2 separate regions of the Mus musculus genome follow, and region 2 is linked to region 1. The links are chromatin loops, found by intact Hi-C in ENCODE. Cell type or tissue: heart. All regions are shown on one strand. Each heading gives the region's core, and the rest is flanking DNA. Links, peaks and the distances in the headings are about the cores only. Region 1 holds the start of Rnf126 (ring finger protein 126). Region 2 overlaps Bsg (basigin).

What was found. Peaks named below come from ENCODE experiments on the same cell type or tissue, not always from the same donor. Only the 100,000 strongest peaks of a DNase experiment are listed, where the experiment ranks them.
Region 2: it touches region 1 in a loop (3-fold over the local background); 5 of 42 quality-filtered maps call a loop at or near these places.

The regions. Positions count from the first base shown.
Region 1 is chr10:79,763,831-79,768,210 of GRCm38, reverse strand. It overlaps Rnf126 (ring finger protein 126), which reads left to right and starts at 1,259. Exons shown (of 9, transcript NM_144528.3): 1 at 1,259-1,458. The coding sequence starts at 1,384. In heart, for the core only: no CTCF peak of the experiment used is centred there; DNase peaks (open chromatin) are centred at 630, 1,110, 2,050, 2,743 and 1 weaker place; H3K4me3 peaks cover 3,603 bases; H3K27ac peaks cover 2,743 bases.
Region 2 is chr10:79,706,899-79,711,278 of GRCm38, reverse strand. It overlaps Bsg (basigin), which reads right to left. Exons shown (of 8, transcript NM_009768.2): 2 at 2,235-2,582; 3 at 1,452-1,608; 4 at 1,139-1,221; 5 at 877-1,019; 6 at 359-641; 7 at 1-23. Among named protein-coding and RNA genes, the nearest start is that of Bsg, 4.7 kb to the right of the region's middle. In heart, for the core only: no CTCF peak of the experiment used is centred there; DNase peaks (open chromatin) are centred at 1,798 and 2,438; H3K4me3 peaks cover 2,592 bases; H3K27ac peaks cover 2,164 bases.

The sequences.
Region 1 (4,380 bases), core at 179-4,178:
GGATCCTCCTTCTACCAGAGAATGCATCCCTTCTTCATCCTTATCTCGGGTGTTTGTGGAACACCTGATGTGTATCGTCCAGACATGATACTCCCTTCTGCCCGGCACTGTTTTTACAGATTATCAGGTGTACATAAGTGTATGTAGGAGGGCTGTAGAGACCGCGTGAAAAGGCAACATTGCAGCCGAGACTCCGGAGTTTGGGGGACCAAGCACTTGGAGGCACAGGCAGTGCAGTGCAAGCAAATATCCACAGGCAAGCTTGTCTGGAAGGCTAAATGAGGGGAAGGAAGCTGGGAAATGAGGGCTTGATGGTTCGAAGAAGAGGAGGAGTCTCTTAGGCCCCGTCCCTCACTTTTTTTTTTTTTTTTTTTTTAGGGATAGCCCTAACAACTTAAGCCATTGGCAAGGCAACCAAGTCCCGCCCCTCAAGGACTCCAACTTCGCGACTGTACTTGGCTTTCCGAGGCCTCTACATCCAATCCCGTATGCCGGAGAAACTCAGCCCTGTCGACTACATCCCCGCTCTGGAGATAGTCACCCGCCTTCAGGCTTGCCCATCCTCGTTGCCAAGGAGACGGCCCCCGCAAGCTTGGAGCTCCGCCTCCAGGCTCACGCCAAATTCCTAGGCGGATTCCAGGATTGGTCCCGTCGCTGTCTCGTCACCATGGAAACCCGGCCCCGCCCTGCGCAGGCTCAGCCTGCGGACCCTAAAGCTTTCCAGTTGCCTACAGGTTATAACCTACCCCAGGTTGCCAAAGAGACATCCCGGGCCCCCACGAAGGCCCCGCCCTTTGGTCGCGGAGGCTTCCCCGAGGCCCTGTCCCACGCAGGTTGCCAAAAAGTCTTCTCCCCCACGTAGCCCCGCCGCTCGCTGGCCCCCCATCTCTGACTTCTTCTGCTTCCATGTCTGACTTCACCTCCTAAAGTCATCGCCAAGGCGACCCGCCTTCGCGCTGTCCCTGGACTTCCGCACTCTTCAAGCGTGACTCCGCCCTTCCACCCCCAAGTGCCAAGCCCTCTAGACTCCGCCCACACCAGATAGGCCACGCCCCCAAGATGCTCTGCAGTCTTGACCCTCACCTCCGTCCCGGTTACTAAGGAGACTAGGCTCCGCCGCTTCGCCCCCAGGCTCCGCCCCACACACTGGACCCAGGTCTCTGGCTTCCGGAAATACTTATTTTGTCCTAGTGCGGCCACCGTTCTCCACGAGTCAGCCCCCCGCAGCGCGTTGCCCGCGTTTCTCCGCGAGCCCCACGCCTGCCGTGCGTGCCGTGCGTGCCATGCGTGAGCGTGCGCGGGCGCGTCGGCCGGCGAGGGAGCAGCAAACGGCCGGCGGCAGGCGCCGCGCGGGGGGCGGGCGGCGCGGAGGCGGCGGTGGCCATGGCCGAGGCGTCGCCGCAGCCCGGACGGTACTTCTGCCACTGCTGCTCGGTAGAGATCGTGCCGCGCCTGCCGGTGAGACCTGGGCGGGAGGGCCGTGGAGCTGTGCGCGCGAAGCTGGCTAGAGGGGAAATTGAGACCCGGCGGGGTGCGAGCAGCGTGGCGGGCAGGTCCAAGAACCTAGGGCGGCGGCGGGGTCGCCCGAGGGACGCAGGCTTGGTCGGACCCGGTGGGGCTCGGAAGCTGAGCTCCGCGCTGGGGACGGCCGCCGAGCGCGTGGCCAGGACGCGGGGGCGCGCGGCGCGGCCTCGAGCGCCGCCCCGGGCCTCGCTGCTGCGCCCAGAGGAGCTGCGAATCCGACGGCGGAGCTGGAGGGTCTGGGAAGGTCGTACCTGCACCTCCTTGCCTGTTACAGGCCTTGTGCTAAGGCTTCAGTGTGGCTTTGACCAGTTGCATCCCCCGGTCCCCACCTGGTTGTCCCCTGGCCTCCTGCTTCTTCCTCGTAGCTTTGGACATATCTATCCTGAGGACCCTGCTTGGGTGTCCTGCATCTTTTCCGGTTCAAGGTGGTTTTGTCCAGGTGCATGCCAGGGATCCTGCAAGTTTCTTGAGAGTGACTTTGACTAGGCTGGTATCCCCAGGCCTCCTCTCCCAGGACAGAACCTCCCACCTTCCAGGCATCCCTTGTTTCATACCCAGGTTTGAGGCTCGCTCCTGGAAAGGTGATCGCTCAGTACTTGCAACCTACCGTGGCCTTTCCAGGCCAAGCGTGGAGCCTGCTCCTGCCCTTCGAGGTGGAAGCCTGGGTGGGTCCTTGAAGAAGTAGTAGCTAGTTTGGTGTAAGCCAATCTACCATTGCGGAGAAGGTGGTGGAGTAATTAGCCAGAGTCTGTCAGGGTGACGACGGGGTGGGTGGTAAGAGGTGCTGTAGTTCCTTCTGGTCTCTGCACTCTCCCTCTGGATGGTGACACCATGACATTCTTCAGGGCGATTAACTCCAAGAATTCAGGTGGTGGCATACACCTTTTATTTCAGCACTTGGGAGGCAGAGGCAGGCCGATGTCTGAGTTTGAGGCCAACTGTTAGTTCCAGGACAGACAGGAACCCTGTCTAGGAAGGGGGGCAGCTTGGAGAGAGTGGTATGTGGGGTGCCAGGTGAACCTGGAACATAGGAATTGATTGTTATTTCTACTTGTGTTTCCTGTGCCTCAGCCTTGCCTCCCCAGATCTGCCTTGACGCCCCTGGACTGGGGACTATGCTGCCCCTTGGCACCATTGTGAGCTCTGGGAACTGTTTTCTGTAAGGAGATGGCCAGACCCAGGTGTACACCTAGCTGTCAGGTTTCCTTACTGGGACCAGAGCAGCACCAGGTTCTGGCTCAGTGCCCTTGAATAAGGAGGACCCTGACCTCTCAACTGCCACTGTGCCTGGCACGAGCCTACCTGTAAGCCCCAGTGACCCAGCATGGTCTTTGTTCTTACAGGGTTTGTATAGGCCAGCCAGTCAGGGAGTGACAAGTGTTTAAACAGAGCATGGGGGATGTTTTGTTTTGTTTCTCCAGACAGGGTTTCTCTGTGTAACAGCTCTGGCTGTCCTGGGACTCACTCTGTAGACCAGGCTGGCCTTGAATTCACAGAGATCTGCTTGCCTCTGCCTCTCAAGTACTGAGATTAAAGGCGTGTTCCGCCACCACCTGACCGGCATGGGTGGTTTTTGTATGAGCAGCTAGTGTGGGACAGGGAGCAGGGGCAGGTCTGTGGGTTCAGTGAGACTTGCCATGGCCCACACTCCAGAATAGGCCGTCCTATGCGGTGTTAGTTTCAGCTGCCTCTCAGACACCTGAGTTAACCGCCAGAGACACCCAGTTCCAGTGGTGGCATCTTCGCAGGCCCTGTGCTACCTCTTGCTGCTTTGCTCTAAGGTCAGATGGGTCTCAGCACAGGGTCGATTGTCAGCTGTAGCCCGAGCACAACCTTGGTGTATCAGCTGCCCATTGTGCTGCTCTCCCCAGACAAGTGAGCAGGGTTCTAATGCAGTGGCTCACAACTTTCCTAGTGCTGGGACACTTTAATACAGTTCCTCATGTGGTGACCCCAACTATACAATTATTTTGTTGCTACGTCGTATCTATAATTACGATACTGTTATAAATTGTAATGTAAATATATCTTACTAGCAGATTATCTGATACGGAACCCCTGTGAAAAAATCCTTCAACCCCAGAGAGGTTGTGGTCCACAGGTTGAGAACAGCTGTTCTAATAGGTAGCTTGTGCCTGTGCGGCTATGGCTGCAGCAGTGGCAGAGCTTCAGAGCTTCAGGGTGTTGGGAAGATGGCTTGTCTGGGAACGTGTCAGCAGGAAACAGATGAGTTGGCGAGAGGTGTGGGCAATGCGAGCCTAGACTTGATCGTCTGCTGGGTGTGTTGGTGGAGGCCATGTGATGTACAGGTGTGGACTCGGGGTGTCCATGGGCAGGCACCTGCAGCCTGCCTCCTTGTTTTACCTGCTCATGGGTCCAGGGAAGCAGATAAGGGAAGCCGATGCCTGCTGCTTGTGTGAGCACAGTGCCTGGCATGGGATCAAGCATGAGAGGTCCTGGCCTGGGTCCTGGGCAGAGACACTCCACAGACAGGGTCCCCGGCATAGTGGAGGTGTTCAGAGGGCAAGGCCATGTGCCGAGCAAAGTGATACATAGGCTGGCGAGACGGGTAGTGGCTGGCTTCTGGAGATATGTCACACAAACATGACCAAGGATGACGATTTTACACTAGGAGCCTTGGGCAGGGAGCTGGGTCTTTGGCTCCCTGTGTCTCACAACCCATCAGTTCCAGAAGCTACTGATCCTGTACAGAGTAGAGTAGGGCAGAGCAGAGGTCTGCAGACAGTAACGCTGTGGCCAGAGGCCCTCTCCAGCCCACTCAGCCCCCCACCCGTCCTGTAAGCACTCAGAATAGTCCTTCAGTATGTGTTACAAAGGTCATCTGAGTGTAGGGGA
Region 2 (4,380 bases), core at 282-4,281, 57 kb after region 1:
TGGGGCGGCGCCAGGGTCATCCTCTGCAGCCAGGAGCAGCCACATGAAAGAGAAAGGACATGTGTCAGGGCTCGTGTGAACTTGGCCCCACACTGCCACCCTCATGGTGCTGCAGAAGTGTCGTACATCAGATGATCAACACATGGTGAGGCCAACACATCCTACCCCAGCTCGCCATGCAGTGTACAGCTAGAGGCACCCACAGCCCCAAGTCCTCACAGCGAGCTCCCCAGAGGACAGCAGCTTGTGGCCAAGTGATGGAGGAAGGAGGAGGGTGAGCTACAAGCAGACCCCACTCTCCTCCAGGTGGACACACTGAGGGCATCCCACCCACTCACCCAGACCCAGGACTGCTCACCGTCCAGGGTCTGGTCTGGCTTCCGCCTCTTCTCATAGATAAAGATGATGGTAACCAACACCAGGACCTCAGCCACGATGCCTAGGAAGGGCCAGAGGGCTGCCATGCGGCTCCGCACACGCAGTGAGATGGTTTCCCGAGTAGTGCCCTGGGCGTTGGTGGCATTACACACGTAGGTGCCAGGGTCAACATTTACGTCAAGGTTGCTGATGGTCAGCTGTGACTTCTCAGGCGTGGATACCACCACATACTTGCCATTGGCTTCAGTGCTATTGGTGATTGCCTAGGGAGAAGGGCTTGTCATGTCATGCTAGAGTCTGTCCTACACTGTCCCAGATCCCCACACCAAAGCGTCCTCTCCTGTGTCCCCTCTGATGCTCTTATCCCCACTCCCATTCCTAGCACCCGGTGCCCCTTCTGCCGCCTCCCCTACCCCCATGTCCAGAACCTCATGCTCCCACTGCAGCCTGGTCCTTGGCACCACTCAAGCTCCATGTCCTTAGCCTCACAGCCCTTACCTCTTCTTCCCCAGTGTCAGAGGTCTTAAACCAGAACCAATCTGTAATAGGAGGGTAGGATGCATCGGACTTGCAGACCAGTTTCGCAAGCTCTCCCTCACTGGAATGCTCTGATTTCTTTCCGACCTTGATCCTGGGTGGCCCTGTGAGGATGAGAACCCTGATGCCCAAGCACGTTGTAGACTGCTCTCAGCCCCAACACCAGTCCCTGGCCTTCACGCCAGCCACCTCCTGGCCCGCCCCCACCACTCCCACAGATTACCTTCCACATTGATCTCGCTTCTGCCCACAGGCTCAGGAAGGAAGATGCAGGAATATTCCCCAGAGCGGTCATCTGCGTCCACTCTGCAGGGGACAGAGCCTCGGTGAGGTAAGGAACTCCCAAGGCATGGTGGCCACCTCCCCACCAGGGCTCTCTGTGCAGATCATAGGGCCTTGGGCTCTCTCACGCTATACAGGTAAGGCCACCCAGCCAATCCAGAGCTGTGTGGAGCCTGGCACTGCTACACGTCAGGATGGAGGCAGGTCCCCATGGACAGCATCAGGACAGGGTCCTTTGAGCACTGTGGACTCACATGTACTTCGTATGCAGGTCGGGCAGAGTGTCCTCCTGCAGTACCTTGCCACCTCTCATCCAGCGGTGGCCAACGATGTCAACGCCACTGCTGTTCAAAGAGCAGGTAAGCTGTGTTTTGGAGTTGACTTCCTGGACAGAGGTTTGGATGGTGCCCGCTGAAGCCACAGGGAGAAAGAGTATAAGCTCAGCATAGTAGTCAGCCCCACTCTGTGAGGTCTGCTGTTGGAATCACAGCGGCTGACAGTCTACAGCCCCAGACGGCTAAAGCAAGCTGATGCTGCACTACAAACCACTTCAAGATAAGAGACGCAGCTGCCCAAGCCCCGCCTGCTGCTCCCACAGCCATGTGGTCCCCTCACTGTTATCTGACCGTCACTCAGAACTGGACACTAAACCCCCAGAGGGCTCTGCAAAGTCTGGCTGGAATTTTCAGGTTTGCAGTAGACAGTCAGAGCGAACACTTGGGCAGCAGACCCCACCCCTGCCAGACAATCACAGGGGAGGCAGGGGAGGCAGGAGAGCAGGTGCATGGAGCAGAGCAGGACGGGAGGTCAGGGCGGTGCACAGCAGACCAAAGGCCTGGGGTGCGAACCGAGGAGCCACCTGGAAGAGGGCAGGGCCAACCTGCACCCAGCAAGGACACTGATGAGTGTTCAGCTCACCCGTGTGCCCAGGGGAGTCTCAATGAGTGGTAGGGCAGAGCAGCATCTGGTTCTACAAAGTGGGAGCCAGGGTTGGGTGGCACGAGAGGTAAACAGAAACAGGTGCCCTGGCCACTCACGTTCAAGGACCACCACGCTCGCCTGGGCACGGACCCACTTGACCCTGGGTGGCCGAGTAAGGTGGTTGCGGTCTGGGTCACTGCTGGCCCGGCACTCGTAAGTGCCTGTGTCCTCTGCGGTGAGCCCATCAACAGAGAGCGAACTGGCTGCATGCTGACGGTAGGCGGCATGGATGTGAACACGGTCCAGCCGGGCACCATCCCAGAGCTGGGAGCAGCTGTCGTTTGGAGCATTCCCTTCAAACCACCACTGGATCTCGGGGATGGGGCTGCCCACAGCCTCACAGTGCAGGACCACGCTGCCCCCCGCCCACCGCTCCTGCGACAGTGGTGCCTTGAGGAAACCAGCTATGGGAAAGGGTTAGTACCCGTTACTACAAGGAAGGACAGCCACCAGGGCCTGCCACAGGGGCCAACACAACACAGCAAACTCCATTTCTTTTCTGCTTGCGGGGAGAAGTATGAAGTTAGGTAGACAACAAAACACAAAGGGCTGGGTAAAAGTGGTAACCACCAAGCCTAAAGCCGCAGTCCAACCCCAAGACCCATGCGGCGAAGTACCTGTGTGCAACTAATGTACACACACACACACACACACACACACACACACACACACACACGAAATGTAATTAAAAAACGAAAACAGAGTAAAAGCCAGGTGTTGTGGCTCGCTTATAATCCCACCACTTAGGAGGAGGTCTATACAGGAGGATTGCTAGGAGTTCCAGGCCAGCTGGGCTATGTGTTTAAAGTTGTCTCCAAAAAAGAAAAAAACAAAAACAAACAAATACTTCAAGACAGGGCCTCTCAGTATTACATAGGGACCTGGAACACTCAGACCTGTATGCCTGCCCCAAACACATGTCCTGTGGGAAGGCAGGTCTTTGCATGCCTACACAAGGTGTGGTTGCTGTCTGGAAGTACAAGTATATGGGTTTAGGCTTAGGCTTTAGGCCCTGTAGTGGGGGTGGGGGGGTGGGATGGCAGCAGGATAAGCTCCAGGACCAAGAGTGACACCTAGAGCCTGGGAGGCCTCAAGGCCCCTGGGGTATGAACGACACAGCAGCTTTGGTAGAGGTTTCCTGGTAACCTACATTCCAGAGCTGCGATCTGTGGGACTGCCCAACCTGCAGTTGCAGGCACGTGGGTAGGCTGAGTCAGGAGGAGGCCACAGCAGTGAGTGCCCTTTCCCTTAGTCCCCTTCCCTGTTTACTGCTCCAGGATGTCTGTATCAACTCCACTCCATCTAGGACTGTCAGGAAAGACGGATGCCCTGAAGACCCCAGCCCCAGCTAGGTTTCTGAAGAGACACTATACTGTGGGTGTCATCAGTCTGGGACATGGCTACCATGTTCCCAAGGACCATGCGCCTAATGGCCACATTTCAGCCCTTTTAGGACCAACTAAATGACCCATAATCTAGTCTCAGGAATGCAGGGTGCCCTGTGGTACTCCCTTGACATCTGTCCAACCTTCCCACACGGAGCCTAGCTAGCATTGCTTAGGGGTAACCACTAACTATGATCCCAACCCCAGGAGCCTCCACAGCTTGGCCATGTGACTTGTAGCCCACAGCTTGCAGCATGTCCCCACAGTCCCTCCTTCCTGCCTACTGGCAGACAGGTGAGAGCAGGGCCAGCCTGAGGCATTGGGTAAACAAGCCAGCACCACAGGGTGCAGGGAGGGAGGGGGGCACTGTTCTAGAGGGCAGCCCACAGGCAGTCTCCTGCTATCCAGTGCTGACCCAGGCTGTTGGCTTGTCACCTCTCTCACCATGTCATCTAGAAGCCTGAGGAATTATTAGGGTTAAATTAGATCTGGGTAAGCGCTGGGGTAACACCCTGCAGTGAGTGTCTGAGTTGGCCTAGCCAGGGAGGCCAGCCTAGTCACTCACTCAGAGCAAGCATGCGAAATCAGGGTGTGAAGTGCTTGGAGCAGCCTGAAGAGACCCTAATATCAAATTCAGCCTCATAATCAGGAAACCTTAAGTGTCCATGCCACAGGGTAGCCCTCTGAGCAGAGCCCCTCCCCCACTGCATAGTGGGAAACACATCACTGGTTGACCTGGGCCCTGCCCAGGCTGTAGGCTATGGGTCTGTTCCCAGGAAAGGTTAGGACCTGCCCGTAAGCTACACTCTGTGCTTGG